2 separate regions of the Homo sapiens genome follow, and region 1 is linked to region 2. A link is an interaction called in ENCODE POLR2A ChIA-PET data of the cell type or tissue named here. Cell type or tissue: IMR-90. All regions are shown on one strand.

What was found. Peaks named below come from ENCODE experiments on the same cell type or tissue, not always from the same donor. Only the 100,000 strongest peaks of a DNase experiment are listed, where the experiment ranks them.
Region 1: POLR2A ChIA-PET joins it to region 2 with 6 read pairs; 1 of 35 experiments calls an interaction of 5 or more read pairs at or near these places.

The regions. Positions count from the first base shown.
Region 1 is chr10:116,718,485-116,726,484 of GRCh38, reverse strand. All of the region lies in intron 1 of HSPA12A (heat shock protein family A (Hsp70) member 12A), which reads left to right. Among named protein-coding and RNA genes, the nearest start is that of HSPA12A, 20 kb to the left of the region's middle. In IMR-90, no CTCF peak of the experiment used is centred here; a DNase peak (open chromatin) is centred at 4,264.
Region 2 is chr10:118,686,942-118,694,941 of GRCh38, reverse strand. It overlaps CACUL1 (CDK2 associated cullin domain 1), which reads left to right. Exons shown (of 9, transcript NM_153810.5): 7 at 3,539-3,677. Among named protein-coding and RNA genes, the nearest start is that of CACUL1, 64 kb to the left of the region's middle. In IMR-90, no CTCF peak of the experiment used is centred here; a DNase peak (open chromatin) is centred at 1,791; H3K27ac peaks cover 1,240 bases.

The sequences.
Region 1 (8,000 bases), 2.0 Mb after region 2:
ACTGCTGGAGCTGGTGGGGTCCTGCCAGGCCTGTCTCGGGGGAGGCTGCTGGGAATGTGCGTATATAACTCTGAATGTGCATGCATGCGTGGGGAGAGAGGTAGAGTGAGCAGCTGAGATGGAGGAGGGAGACAGAGACAGAGGAAGGAATGGGCTGAGAGATGTTAGAAGCTTCTGGTAGGTCTTCCTTTGGGGTTCTTGCAGTTTATTCAAACTTGAACCCACAAAGTCATGGCTGGTCATGGGTGCAGATTCTGCCCCAACACCACACTCCTTGGGCCTTTGGTAAATATTCGGTAGTGAGATTGCAAAGTGCCACATGCCAGGGGACAGAGCCTGAGGCTCTTGGGAGGGAAGACCAGCCAGCAGGATAGGATTGGGTAGAGAACCATGGGAATGTCAGAATTCACCTTGTCCTGCTTGGCCTGTTGTGTGTGTGTGTGTGTGTGTGTGTGTGCGTGTGTGTGTGTGTCTAAACCTTGTATGTTGAATGAATATTCAGATAGAAAACTTGACTTCCTCACTGAGTTGCATTCTGTAAACGGAGTCCTATGCCGGTAGAGGCAGGCCTTAAGATAGCACGCAAGCATGCTGAATGCAGCTGGGGTCTTTTTAAGATTTCCTCCCAAAAATATTAGTGTGGCAGGGGTTGGGGGAGGGAAGAGCCACTTTCTAATGAAATATTAGCGATGAGGCAGAAATAAACTGCAAAACATAAACACAGAAGCCAAAAATACAGTCACCCTGGCAGTGGGATATCCCTCTCACCCTGTGACTCGCTGGGAGTAGTTCTGGGTTTTGTGTCCCAAGATAGCGCCCCTTCTGCCACCCCCACTCCTTCTGCCAGCAAAGCTCCTCAGTCCTCACATCTCTCCCCAGTCCCATACTCATAACTGATGTCTTCCTTGGAGAGAATTTGTGACCCCTTTCTATCTGTGAATATGCATACAATTCCTGGTGCCCCTCCCCTGCTCGCCTGCCCCTTCTCTCAGGGCCCCCAGCCTGTTGGGGGCCACGCAGTCCTCCCTTGCACACTGCCATGCCAGCTTCAGGCTTCTTTTCAAATCTGGCGACTGAACAACACTGGGATGCTGACCTGATGTTAACGATGGAAGCTCAGAGGTGGAGCTGGGTCCATGGAGGCCCAGCGTGAGGCCTGGGACCCTAGCAGAGTGCTCCCCACCCTACAGGGTGGCAGGATTTCTGTCTCAACACAGGCTGGCTCACTTCAGGCAGGGGACATTTGGGGAATTAAGTGTTGAAGCCAGAAGCAATTCCCATCAAGTGGAGCTCCTGGGCCCTGGAGGAGGCTAACAGGATGAGGCAGTTTGAGAGCCCCCTTCCAGGTGGGATCCCTGCACTGTGTTTTCTCTGTAAGGCAAAGTGGTATTGTGGGAACAGCTCAAGTCCTGGGTTCAAGTCTCAGCTCTGCTGTTCCTCGCTGTGAGGCTTTGGGCAGGTCTCAACACCTCCAGAGCTTCTGGTTCCTCCTCTGGGGGACGGAGCTGAGAAAAAGAGCCTGCACCACGGTGTTGCTGGGAGATTGCCAGGCAGAGAGTTGGCCTTCAGGGTCTGGGGGCCAGGTGGTCACTGGGAGCTGTTAGAGACTGGGGGTCCTGATTCAGGAGACTGAGGAGCAGGCAAAGACCTGGGGCAGGACCAGGGCTATGGCTGGGAGCAGCTGGAGTCTTGGGCTCTGGGCCGCAGGGCACCCAGTGAGGCCACAGGAAGGGACAGGAGGCGTCACTCACTTGTCTCCTCTGCCCCACACTGTCCTGGGAAGGTTTTGGGTAAAACCTGAGACAGCTTTGGTTCTCATGACAGAAGACTTACGTGTTTACTATAGGAAATATTATCCAAAGCAAGAAAGGAGGAAACAGCCAGGACCCCACACTCAGAGGCAGCCCCTGTTAACCCCTTGGTGGGGAGCCTTCCAGACTGGCCAGGCATATTGAGACAAAGCTCACAGAGGGGCTGTCACAAAATCCAGCACCATGGGGAAGGGGGTCTTCTCTTTTAGAAGAGGAGATGGAGACTCAAAAGGTCGTGAATCTTGGTGAAGACCCCATGGCCCTTAAGTGCCCTGACTTAGTCATTACACATTCTACACATGTAACAATGTTTCACAGGCACCTATAAATAGGTACAAATATAATATATCAGAAACATTTAAAAAACTAAAAATTTTTTTATAAAGTTTTAAAAAAAGATCCCATGGGGAGAGAGTGGTGGTGGCCTTCTGGTCTCTGAACCCAAAGTGCGTGTTCTCTCTTCATCTCTGCCCTGGAAATATCTGTGACACTCCCTTGTGGCCCTGCCTCCAGCCACAAGAAAGCCACTTTCAAGATCCAGTGGTTTCCTGACATCAAACAGCCAGGAAGCAAGATAGGCTGGGCCCTCCCCAGGTGCAGGGCTCTGTACAAGGTGCAGAAGGGCTGCTTGAAAAGTAGCCCAAACTCTGTCTTTCTAAAGTTCCGGCCAGTGCTGCCCGATACGCCTCTGTTGGGGCCATGCAGCCATGGATGGCTCAGCAGAGTGCTGTCTATGCCTGGGTACAGGTGACCCGCTGGCCTCAGCTACTGGGGTATGGTCAGGGGCCCTCAGGTGGGCATCGGGCAAGATGGTAGATGGGCCTGGAAGCACAGCCCTTCTCTTTGGAGGTGGCTCGGTACTGGAAGCAGCCGGGATCTAAGGAACGGGTGGAGAGGCTGACTGCAGGAGCAGGGCTGCTGGTCCCACCTGAGGCTTAGTGGTCCTCATGGTCCTCAGGCTGGAGATTCAGTTTTAAAACCTCAGCACGTGTGCGCAGTGGGTCTCAGGAATGAATGTCAGGGGAGGCCCCATGCTTCCTGAGCACCTAACCTCACCCAGCTCGGTGCTGGAGTTTCCTTATGGGTCACCCCTTGTGGTCTCCACAGCAGCCCTGTGAGAGAGACAGTTGTTAGCCTGGTACGTACTTGTGGAAACTGAGACCTGAGACAGAGTCCCGTCTGTGACAGAGCTGGTGAGGGTGGAACTGGGTGTTGCCCCAGAACCCAGCTCATTCGGGGTCCTCAGCCCCGTCCCCTGCCCCTGGAAGAACAGCTTGGGGCTGTGCCTATTTGGAGGGCAGCATGAGGGTCAAATCCTCCCACGTGAAGGTCAGCGGGCCCCTCTCTCCCTGCAGACAGCCAGTGCACAAGCCAGGCCTGAGGGATGGCAGATGGCTTTCCCAGATGGCAGAGGACACAGCCCAGCTGTGCAGGGGGTTGTATGAGGACAGGAATGATGGGGGGGCAATGGTTAGGGGGTAATGGAGGTATCTGATTGGTTAAACAGCTGCATCTGATATGAAGGGGATAGAGAGCTACAGTAGGTGCTTGAGGCTGGGAGTGACATGATGATGGTGGTGGTTGTGATGTGATCCAGTGGGACAGCCTGGAGGCAGTGACACCAGCTGGGAGAGTATAAGGCTCTCTGGGAAGCCCTTCATACCGCTCTGCTTTTGCCCTTGCTGTTCCTTTGGCCTGCTGTTTACTCCCTACCTTGTTCATTCAGCAAACTTGCCCTCCCGGGAGCCAGCCAAGCGTCACCTTCCTGGAGCTACCTTCCCCCACCCCCTTCAGGGATGTCAGTCTGTCCTAACACCCCTGTGGCACTTACCATGGTGTCTCATGAAGAGTCCATGTGCAAAATAGATTTTTACAGGGCTTTTAATTACAGTGTTTTTAATATTCAATTTAATATTTAAATTGAAATCATCCCACTATGTTTTGGCCTGAGATCTCATAGTTGGATTCTCATAAATTAAATACCCATGTGATGCATGTCCACAAGATAAGACTGATGACAGCTGGGTAGGGATGGGCAGAGGAGGGCTCAGGACAGGCACACCGAGTGTGGGGTGCAGGGGATGTTTCACATCGGCCCTGGTTGGTCCCACTGATGAACTTCTGGGTCATACCACCCGTCTTCCTGTTGCAGGGTCAGCTCCTGGAACTCTTCTTGTTCATTAACCCAGAATGTCCTCAGTGTGGTGTCTATGCCATTCAGGACCCTCCCAGACTAGGTCTGTGGAGAGAGAGCGAGAGGCAGGGAGACAAGGGTTGGTTGGAGCCGTGGGCTCGTGTGGGTGTCCCTAGCACGAGCTCCCACTTCTCCAAGTCCAAGGCATTCCTGTGGCCACCTCCCAGCAGTCAGCACCGTGGGCACAGACATCTTGGGCTCTGTGGGGGAGGATTGTGCGCCTGCTGGAAGTCAGGCTAGTCACCCTGCGCCTGACCCGTCTGGAGCATTCCTCTCTGCAGAGGAGATGGCCGCTGATTGATTGAGGTCCAGATGGAGCTGTTAAAGATAACAATGAAGTCAGAGAAGCTGCCCTGCCTAATGAAGCAGGCAGGCCTGCGCCTGGGAGGGACAGGTCTGTGGGGCAGCAGTAATGAAAAGCCGGAGACAGACCACCCTGGGTGCCCAAGACCTCCTCCCTTGCCTGAACTTGGGCGGTTGTCCATCTGAGCATGGTAACAAGGTATAAAGTCTCATTCCCCAGACCCAAGGACTGCAGAGACTGATGTGTCGGGGCTGGAACAAGGGGTCCTGGAAGGCCACGTGTGTTCACTCATTCTTTCATAACATGTACACACCAACGTGGGTGAGCAGCCATGATGATGAGTGTGAATATTATGGCAGCTGGGGCCATCTGCACGGCCTCCCAGGGCCCCTAAACACAGCATGTACATTATTTCCTGGAGTGTATATGTTTCTGAGGCCTGCTGTCCCCACCGCAGCTCAGTAAAGGGTTTGGAGAGACTCATATTTGCATTTCAGTGCCGGGGAGGGGAGGGATGGGGATTAGGATGGGTTTGTAGTTTGTTTGCTCTTACCCTGCTATAGTCACGCACACCCGGGTTTTCGTTTTGTTTTGTTTTGTTTTGTTTTTAGTGAGATTGACTTACTTTAAGTTCAAATTCAAAAGCTCATCAAAATTTAATGGTCAGTATTTTGCCTTCTCTGGGCCAGGAGCTGGCTTGGTACAATATAAAAAGGTGGGATAGAGGGGGCACCCTGCTGGCCTCATCACAGCTGCTTGGCCTCAGGTGGGACGCTCTGGGTGACCTCTGGATCCTGTGCTCTGTGGAGGAGACCTGGGAGATGCCTTTCTGTGACCTATGGATTCCTTGGGAAAAGACTTTGAGCAAATTCGGTCCCCAGGAGGAATTGTTCATTCAGTGTCTTGTGTATTTATCTCTCTTTACTGCTCTGAAGTTAGGGATTCAATTTCAACTGCTTTCAAGATTAGTTACCCTTGAAATTTTGCCATGCATACTTAACTTAGCAAAGTCTAAAGTTAATCAATAACTTAACCCAGTTTACTAATTCTTTTTGTACAAATGTAAGTCTGTCATTGAAGATTTTGTACTTACAAAGTAAGAAGTAATTAGGGATTTTAGACTTCAAAGGTCTTAAAAAGTCTCTGGAAGGACTTTGTCTCCTCTCTTCTGACATGGAAGTCTGCTGTCTGTGCTGCGGCTGCCTGTTCTGAGCAGAACATTTAGCCTCTGGGGGTGTCCCTGCATCCTGGGCAGTTCCCATCGTGCCTCCCCTCCAGGCTGCAGTGGGTGGTCCTGTCTCGTCCTCTCTCAGAGCTCCTTGGAGCCCCTTTTAGCATTGGCCTTCTCTTTTCCTTTATTTCCTGGAAGGAGCATTTTCTTAGGCAGGTTCCTGCACACCTCCCTGCCCAGGACCTGGCTAGCTGCAGCTGGCACGTGCAGACGGTCACACAGCAGAATGTTTTAATGCTGTGCAGTTTGCCCTCCTGTCAAAGGTGGGTCTGCAGAAGACTAGTTACAGCTGCAGGTTTTGAGGCTTTCACTAGCATTTATTCTGGCATAGCTTGAAACAGCTGATCTGTCAGGGGAAGCACCAGCAAGTCAGCCTGCAGCACCCCAGCAGGATGGCACGTCTGGCCTTGGGGAGGAGTGGGGCCATTCTACTCTGACTAGCCAGCTTCCCAGCATCTAGGGGAAGAGTGAAACTGCAGCTGTCTGACTAGGGCGCTGCCCCGGCCCTGTGCCTGCATTCTTACGTTGCCAAAGAGCAGGGTGTCTGGGAGAGGCCAGTGCCAGCTCTTGCCCCAGCCCCAGTTGGAGAGTCTGGAGTCCGCAGCTAGATTAACCACTGGATGGGTCCTGGGAGAAAGTTGTGGCCAACTCTACCAGGCACAGAGGTTGGAGGAGGGAGGGGGCGGTGCCCAGGGTGGGTGGCGGTGACTGAGTCCATTCCCAGAGACGAGGCTGGGCTCCTGAAGGCAGGGGGACAGGGGCACTTCTCCTTACAAGGCTGATTCTAGCAGCTCTTTGATTTGTTTTTAATTGAGATATAATTCACATATAAAACTCACCACATAAAATTCAGTGGTTTATAGTATTCACAAGATTGTGCAACCGTCACCACTATTAAATTCCCAAACATTTTTATCACCCTGGGAAGAAACTCCTATTCATTAGCACTTACTCCCTAGGTCCACTCCCAGTAAAGCCCTTTACTTTTTCACTGCTCTTTGCTGCAAGCTGCCAGCAGTACAGACTTGAGTGGGAGTCACAGAGTCCAGGAACCTCAGGGCTGGAATGTGGTAGAGACAAGGAGCTCAGGCACTGGTGACAGGGACTTGCTGGCTGTGTGGTTTTGGGAAGATGCTTAACCTCTCTGTGTTTTGGTTTTCTCTGCTGTTAAATATTTCCCACCTCATTGGGTTGTTTAATAAGATAATATGAGATGCCATCTAAGTAATAATAGGTACACTTGTTAAGACTTTTGCCTGCATTATTCTTATTTAATCCTCATTAATCCTGGGAAGTATGAGCTATTATTATCCCTATCTAATACATAAGGAAAACCAAGCACCAGAGAAGTTCAGTAATTTGTTCAAGATTGCATAACTAGGAATCAGTTTTTAGTTGCAAAGCATGGAAAACCTGATCCTGTCTTGTTTACAGAGAAGGGAAATTATGACCAGAATGGGAAGTCCAGGGGCCCAGCAGGCTGATTTGGCAGCTCATGGACCCCCTCAAGGACGGAGGGAGGTTCCTTTGGTGGTGGCTGCATCTGTGTGCTGGTGGCAAGGTGGCAGCTGCAGGTGTGGCCTCACGCCCCTGTGCGTCCACCCTCTTCTCAGGGTACTCACTTAAAAGGCGGGGTGTTTCCTCCCAGAAGCCCCAGGCCGACTTCCTCTCATGTCCCATCAGTCAGGACTGTGGGTCACAAACCCACTCCCACGTTCCTCATTGGCAGCGGGAGGAGGCTTGCCATGACTGGCTTAGATTACTTGGGATCTACCCCAAGTTATCAGGAGGGATCACACCCCAAATGTAAAAATTGGGGTTTAGTTAAGAAGCAGGAAATGGATTTTGAGTGGACACAGCAGTATCTTGGCAGCATCTATCAAGACCAGCAGGGACCTGAGCCGAGGTCTGAACCAGCCCTCTGAGGTCCATGGCCACTGCACTTCGGCACAGCTACTCAGCCTCTACAACACCCGGCATGTAGCAAGTATTCAGTGAATCTCGTGTCGATTCATAAATTCTAGTTCTCACCCCACACCCCTGAGTTTTTCTGACCTTCTGTTCCTCTTCTAGAACTCAGTTAAGTGGTTGCCTGGCCTCTGCTTGAGCTTTACTTGCGGGAAACTTAGTACCTTACCCAGCATTTTCTTCCCTTCTTTGACCATTAAGTGCCATGGCTACTTTTTGGGTGAATTAGAAAAAATCTGCTTTAGATGCAAAAATTCAAAAAAAGGGGCCCACTCTAGGCAGTGCAGCCCTTCAAGGCTTGGAAAGATGCCTTTGTGGTAAGAAAATAGCACACTTACCTCTGGGTAAGTGCAGCCCTGCTTGGGAGGTGTCCCTCAAGGTTGGTGCCTTTGTGCAGTGCACAAGCCGTACAACTGTTTTGGGATGTCTCTTCCATTAAGGAATGCTGCAGAGGGGTTTTTAAATGTGCTCAAGCCTCTGCCCTCCTGGGCA
Region 2 (8,000 bases):
GTGGTTTTTGCAGAACCTGTGAGGGAAATACAAGAAATAAATTGTAGGATACACTTTGGATAAAATTGAATCTCATGTTTGGTCTTAGTTTCTTCTTTACTTCCTGCCTCACGCTGCACATACTTACAGACATCCACATTCACAACCCCGTCTTCTTAGGCCTGTTAAGTAACTTGCGAAGAATCTAGAAGTGTTGGTAAAGTTACAGTCATTTTGTAAGGATGTTCTGGGGAGAGAGACAATCACAAGAACCAAAGCAAATACCAAAGATCACTATAGTCAAAAGCATGGTTTTTAAATTCTTAATGTGTCTCTCTATCTTAGAATAAAACATTATAAATTTAAAGGAATCCCAAGGAGCTTTTGTATATATCTTTCTATAAGCCGGAACCTCAAACTTGTCATAGAGTTGTCTAGCAACTTATAAATGTCCATGGGAGAGAGATTACAAAAGTTATCAGGATAGAACGTTGTTCTACAATCTATAAATACAAGGAATGCTTTTTAGATAGTAATTACCTTTTTGTGAAATTCTTTTGTTGTTTGAGGATTAAATGAAATAAAACATGATATAAAGAGCTTAACGCACAGTACCTGATAACATAATAAGCATGCAAACATTCACTGCTGTTATTACTATCCATTTGAGTTTAATGGTTATTTTAATTAATTGATGGCTTGTTTGCTTAATTAAACGACCTGTCAGAATTTAGCAAGCTAAAATGGAAACCAAGTGAAAACTGGTACTGGTAGACTGATTTTAGAAATACCTTCTTAGGCTGGGTGTGGTGGCTCACACCTGTGATCCCCAGCACTTTGGGAGGCCGAGGCGGGCAGATCACGAGGTCAGGAGATCCAGACCATCCTGGCTAACACGGTGAAACCTCGTCTCTACTAAAAATAGAAAAAATTAGCCTGGTATGGTGGCGGGCGCCTGTAGTCCCAGCTACTTCCTGAGCTGATTGTACCACTGCACTCCAGCCTGGGCGATAGAGTGAGACTCCATCAAAACAAAACAAAACCCTTAGGCTACTTTAAATGATTAATGACATCTAGAGTATTCAAATTTATTGTTAAATTTGGATCTAGGGTTTGAGCTTTACTTTCTGTGACTTTTAACAGAAATTACTTGTATAAAGTAGTAAAGATTTTATTGCATATGTCCAATAAACTGATACTTTTCTGTATTTAGTTTCTCAGAATTTTACAGCAGTGTGATGAAGATGGCTCCTGAAATAGTGTGTGTACCAGGTTATGAATGATTTTTTTTCCTTTGAAAGCATCTAAGTGCAGTATGACAAATTCTGCCTCCCAAGTAGGCAGCTTATAAGCACTGGCTTTTATCATACGTAACAAAATTGCAAAATAAAGTTTATCACTAAAGGTAGAAAAGTATTGTGGGTACATGTTTATCTAAATGCTATTTTATCCAGGTTCAAGCTCTTGTAATAGGATTTATACTACTTGTAAGGAGAATTCTATATTTGAGAATTGTCCTTTTGAAAAGGTGAATTTTATCACATACTAACCTTTTGCTGCCCTGCACATTTTCTGAGATACTTGAAAACATATTTTGACATTTACATGTTTTGCCAGTACCCATTATGTTCCTGCTTTATTAAAGCCATTTTATTCACCTGACAGATTAAGATTAGAATATTTTAAAAGTTGAATTTTGAAAGCAAAAGTTTGTTCTACTGCAGTAGTTCGCAAGTGCTGGTCTTTGTATGACTGCATCTGAGTCACTTAAGAAGGCTTTTTAAACTCTAGATTCCTGGGCTGTAATCCTTGGAGATTCTCATGACTTACCATTTTTGGCATCCATTCTTTAGAAATAGTTCCAGCAATCCTATTCTGCCCGTTTTCATTTAATACACACACTTTGTTTCTTCATCTTTATTTTGTGGCAGATGGGTTTGACTTTGCCAGCTGTGACTGATTAGTGGTTCTCTGTAGCACTGTATTGAGACTCTTAGTGAAGCCATATTTGAGCTGGACTGGAAGGAGGGAAGCATTTTGCCACGAGTTTCTCCCAAGGCGTGACTGAATGGATTGGTCCTTGTATCATTTGCAGTGCTTATTTGCCAGCTTTAATTAGCTATTCTCCTGTTAGACGTTTTATTAACTTCTACTTTTTTACTTACCACAGAGCAAATGTTCCACAGCATCAAGCGTGGCTTTTTCTGATTTATAATCATTTACTCAGATTATCGTTTTTAAAGTGATTCAAGAGCATTAATATTTTTATAGTTTTTGACATGTGTAGCCAAAATGTTTTCCAAGAGGAAAAATGTAAAAGGGCTAGATTAAAACAATTCAAAATGAGTAATAGTGTTAATTGAGGACCACCACCAAGGAAGGGAAATACTGGTTTCCCCATGCCCTTGATACAGGTGGGTGTTAATTCTCTTTAATGTTCACTGAATAAAAAGGAGAGAGTATATTTATTTTAGCTTGAATTTTTTTAAATATTAACAGGGCTATTCTGTTTCTATTATTATAGGTTCTTTCACTCATTTATCTGGTCTTACTGATCTGTACATATTCGTTATAATAAAGATACTAATTCATCTTTGTCATATCTGGTGCAAGTGTTTTCTTGTGACTTCTTTGCCTTATTTTCTATAGTCTCCTGAGCTTTTAAAAAATGATTTGATAACCACTTTTTTTTTTACTGTTGTTTATATATATTTGCTGTAATTGAACATGGCTCAAAAAATATTTTCAAAGTACTAACCAGTTACCTCCAGCCCACTTATTAAACGTTCAGTCCCTCCTACCTTTTGTGCTGCCTCTTTTTTTAAATATGTCTACTTATTATTTGTACTGTTCTATTCTTGGGCTATATATTGTTTTAATTAATGGCTAATAAGGCTGATATTTACACCAAGTCCCCTCCCACTCAGAATTGTTTGGTAATCACATTCATGTTTTCCTCCATACTTATAATTTTCTGTAAGATTTGTTCAAAAATTCCCTAGGGGTTTTCACTAAATTCTGTTAAATCAGTAAAGTAAAAATGGCTTTCTTCATACTATAAAATTCTTTTTCTTTTTTTTTTTTTTTTTTTTTTTTGAGACGGAGTCTCGCTCTGTCGCCCAGGCTGGAGTGCAGTGGTGCGATCTCGGCTCACTGCAAGCTCCGCCTCCCAGGTTCACGCCATTCTCCTGCCTCAGCCTCCTGAGTAGCTGGGACTACAGGTGCCCGCCACCGTGTCTGGCTAATTTTTTGTATTTTTAGTAGAGATGGGGTTTCACCATGTTAGCCAGGATGGTCTCGATCTCCTGACCTCGTGATCCACCTGCCTCGGCCTCCCAAAGTGCTAGGATTACAGGTGTGAGCCGCCGCACCCGGCCTGTAAAATTCTTTTTAGAAGGGAAATTTAACTTTGTATGTTCTTTACCAGAATGGGATTGCACTAATTTTTTCCCCTGCTTAAATTTGGCTTACTATATATTTTAAAAGAAAACTTTCCCTTTTCCATTTAATTTGGTGTGTTTATATGATTTCCTTAATGAATTGTTTCCTTTCCTCACAGAGTGGGTTCAGATGGCTCCAACTCTATTTTCTAAATTTATTCCAAACATTCTCCCTCCGGCGGTGGAATCTGAACTTTCTGAATATGCTGCTCAAGATCAGAAATTTCAAAGAGAACTTATACAGAATGGTTTTACAAGGCAAGTTGTTTTTTTTTCCTTTAGTGGTCAAATATGTCCATTTCCCTAGGCCAGTCTGGCTTGACATGGGAGAAATGGTAAGGTTCTGAGAATGGGAGGTAACTGGCCAAGAGTCTTGCTGCTGCAAGAAGACATTAGCTCCTTGTCTGTAGAAATGTTGAAGCTAGGTTTTGATTTTGTGGAAGCTGCTCTTCATTACGTACGTTTTGTTTTTGAGATGGAGTCTTGCTCCGTTTTCTAGGCTGGAATGCAGTGGCACAATCTCGGCTTACCACAACCTCCACCTCCTGGGTTCAAGCAGTTCTCCTGCCTTAGCCTCCCAAGTAGCTGGGATTACAGGCGTGTGCCACCACCACACCTGGCTAATTGTTTTGTATTTTTAGTAGAGATGGGGTTTCACCATGTTGGCCAGGCTGGTTTCAAACTCCTGACCTCAAGTGATCCGCCTGCCTAGGCCTCCCAAAGTGCTGGGATCATAGGCATGAGCCACCATGCCCGGCCCATACATTTTGAAGAAGGGATTTCCCACTGGGTGAGCAGTTAGGTGGGCAAGCTCCAGGAGCTCTTTCAACTTTGATTTTCTTGTATTAGTCCTGTGCATATAGAACTTTTATGATCTGTTATAATGTACTTTTATGACTAACCTAGCATAGAGGCTTTAAATTCTGTATTTCATACTTCCCCTTTTGCCCTAAATTCTAGTGGTTTCTTCTTAAGTAGGGCATCTCTTTATTTACCTTTCTTGGTTTTGATAATTTTTCTAAAGTTTTTGCGCTTAATTAACGTGGTCATATCCCAAAAAATCTTGCAGAGTGCATTTTTCAACTAAAATACATTTTAATACAATTTTTGTGATTCCCCATGAGAAAATAGCCTGTATCAGCAAATCATTTAAGGTCACAGTAATAGCTTCCATTTTTATAATCCTTACTCTTTTTTTTTTTTTTTTTTTTTTTTGAGACGGAGTCTCGCTCTGTCGCCCAGGCCGGACTGCGGACTGCAGTGGCGCAATCTCGGCTCACTGCAAGCTCCGCTTCCCGGGTTCACGCCATTCTCCTGCCTCAGCCTCCCGAGTAGCTGGGACTACAGGCGCCCGCCACCGCGCCCGGCTAATTTTTTGTATTTTTAGTAGAGACGGGGTTTCACCTTGTTAGCCAGGATGGTCTCGATCTCCTGACCTCAAGTGATACACTTGGCCTCCCAAAGTGCTGGGATTACAGGTGTAAGCCACTGCACCCGGCCCAGTATTCTTAAATAAATGCAAAATAATCTGAGTATGATGTTATAGGTTTTTTTCTAGGCTTACCATAATTCTGAAGTCTTTATACTTTCATACATTCATGTTTTATTTGAACATTTGCTCTTAATTTAGGATGAGTTTATACCTTTAAAAAGACAGCCTTCTGAAAACTTTTTTGTGAAGCAGTATAGGAATATAGCTCTTGTGAATTTTGAGCATATTGAGTTTGCCTTCCAGAGCAATGCATGGAATTGCTTAAACGTGCCCATTTTTCTAATCCTAATTTTGGTACTGGAATAAGAGAACAGGGTGCAGGACTGCTTGGTTTATAGTAGCTCTTATGTCAGATTTGCTTGGGATGAGATGAGTAACTGCCTCTGTAAATAACCTCAGGTTGCATTGTGTCTGCACATGAAGGACAAACATGGCACTATTCAGCCACTGGCCAGTTTGGTTATATTCAGGGAAATGTCTTGAATTTTTGGTATAAATAGGAATTTTTGTCTCTAAGTGGAATTATTTTATAAAACTTCTGGCTGGATTTAAATACTAGGCAGTATTCCAAGGGATGATAAAATGTTTTTACAAACTTAATTAGACCATTTTTGTAATTAAACTTTATTATACATGTGCTATGAGGATTAAACTTTGCCTCATAAAAGTATTCTGACAGGTGCTTTGCACAGAGTAAGTCCGCCAAAGTGGACGTTCTCATATGTAATTCTGAGCTTACTCATACTGGCCAGGAAGGACGTGCACATGCCACCTTTGGCAGCTGTGATGGGGAGCCTGCCTCTGCTCTTGTGCATGGACCTTCCACATTCTGTCCTGTCCAACTTAATGCCTTAATTAGGAATAATATTTTAGAAGAAGTGGTGTCTACTGATGCCCCCAGAAAAGGAGAATATAGTACAGCCTGTCTTAAGAATTCTGTTTCTGCCTCTTCTTATCTGAGCAGTCATTTTATGGTTTATGCCTAACCAACCACGTGATTCCTGTTCATTGTTATGGGCACTTTTTCATGTAAGATGAACTTAAGTGATGTAGTGATCCTGAGTAGGCAACAAACAGCTTTAATGTGGATGGCACAGAGTAAGTCTTTGAATTGTTTTAAAATAAAGTGACTGTTGTCAAATACATCCTTTTTTGCAGTTAGTGGATTCTCATTTGAGCTGGAATTTTTGTGAATTGTAATTGTTAGGTGCATGGAAATATAGGGTAGGCTGGAATTAACACATAAGCTAAAAGCAACAGCTTCTTTTTATCTCTTACCTACATAATTGAATTGATTGGCGAGGGGTGGAAGTTTGGTATCTGTTGTCAACGGTAACACTACAGAAGATAACTACTAGATCTAAGTAACCAAGGTAAGAACATAGGTCTTTTAGCTGAGCAGGTGACGCCGAAATTTGGGCTTTTTTATTTTGTAGTAAGGGTTTTGAGAGAGCGTTCCGGACTTAATCTCTTCAGCAGCCTCTTGCATAAATCACATTGATACTCCTTTTCCTGCCTCCAGTTGTTTTCACGTCTGTATTTTTCTCCTGTTATATTTACATGTTCAGTTTTTATTTAACCTTTGAGGAATGGAAATGAAGGTTGTGTCTATAAGTCGAGGTTCCAGATATAAAATTCTGTCTTCCTTTTTGATCATTAACTTGTTTGTTTCAGAATATTTGGTGAATGCAACTGTGATGATACTAGTGTGAATAACAACGGAAGACACTCACTTGGCTTTGGCTAGGTGTAGTGTTGACTACAGAGGTGTTTAAAAAGTGGCCTGAGGGCCGGCCTGTTAGAGCTCTTTTGGCTGTGGAAGCTAATTTGTGCTGAATGTGGTGCCTACAGAAAAACCCTTCAGAGGTCATACAGTGTGTACTCTTTCTGCCGGTCAGTTGAGGCTCCTTACCTAGCTTAGCAAGAGGTTTCTGCCCTGGTCCTCAACATAACCAGAGAAAGTAAATGGGAAACTTTATCTGGAAAATTATTCAAAAGCAGGAAATAAATCACCTTGGTTAGCATTTTAATAATTTATCCATGAGACTATTTACAAGTTACTACTTTGTCAATTCAACAAATATTTATTGTCTATACTCTTCTAGGCAGTGGGGTGAACAACACAGGCCAAGTTCCTGTTTTCATGGAACTTATGTTCTGATGTTGGGAGGCAAATAACAAACAACAAACATGTAAAAAAAAAATAATATTGAGTAGTAAGTCCTATGAGTGGACAGTAAGTAGTAAAGTGCTGACATGCAAGGGACAGCCAGTGAGCCAGGATGGCTGACTTATAGTGAACAGAGGCAGAGAGTGGAGGAAAGTGAGGTGGGAGAGTAGGCTGGAGAATGGGTTGGAATTAATTTTTAACTGTAGTGGGAAACCACTGAAGGGCTTTCATGAGAGGCATGAACTAATCTGTCTTCTACATGAGATCACTCTGGCTCTCATCTGGGTTGATAAATAAGGCTCATGTACTTGTGTAGGGAAGAGAAGACTGTGGCTTGGCTTGGGATCATAGCAGTGGAGTTGATGAGGAGTGATTGGTTTTGGGACAGAATGCCCCAGAATGAGGAAAAGAGAGGATGACCAAGGATTTTGGGTTGAGTGATCAAGCTGGAAGATTGAAGAAGGAATGGGGATGGATTGGAGTCAGCATTGTATTCTGGTCATGGTAAACTTGCCAGTGTATATAAATCATCCAAATGGACATGGTGATGAGGAGTTGGACCTGTAGATCTGAAGCGTAGAGAGGAAGGCAGAGTTGGAGATGTAGATATGGGAGCCTCTGGCCTGTGGAGAGAGTGTATGATCACCATCCTGGACTACACGTGGAGAAGAAAAGATGACCAGCGACAGAGGGCTGGGTAGAGCCAGCAAAGGAGACCTCAAAAGGATGGCAGACAGGGTGAGGTAAGGTCAGGAATGTGTGCTGTGGCATTACTGAAACCTAAAGAGAAAAAAATCGTGTTTCAGGAAGAAATCAACTTATAAATGCTGAGGAAGAAAGGCTAGTAGTGATTATTATTTCTCATTACCTAAGCATTTGAGTCATTTCTGTTATTGTCTGAGAAGCTGGAGACACAAAA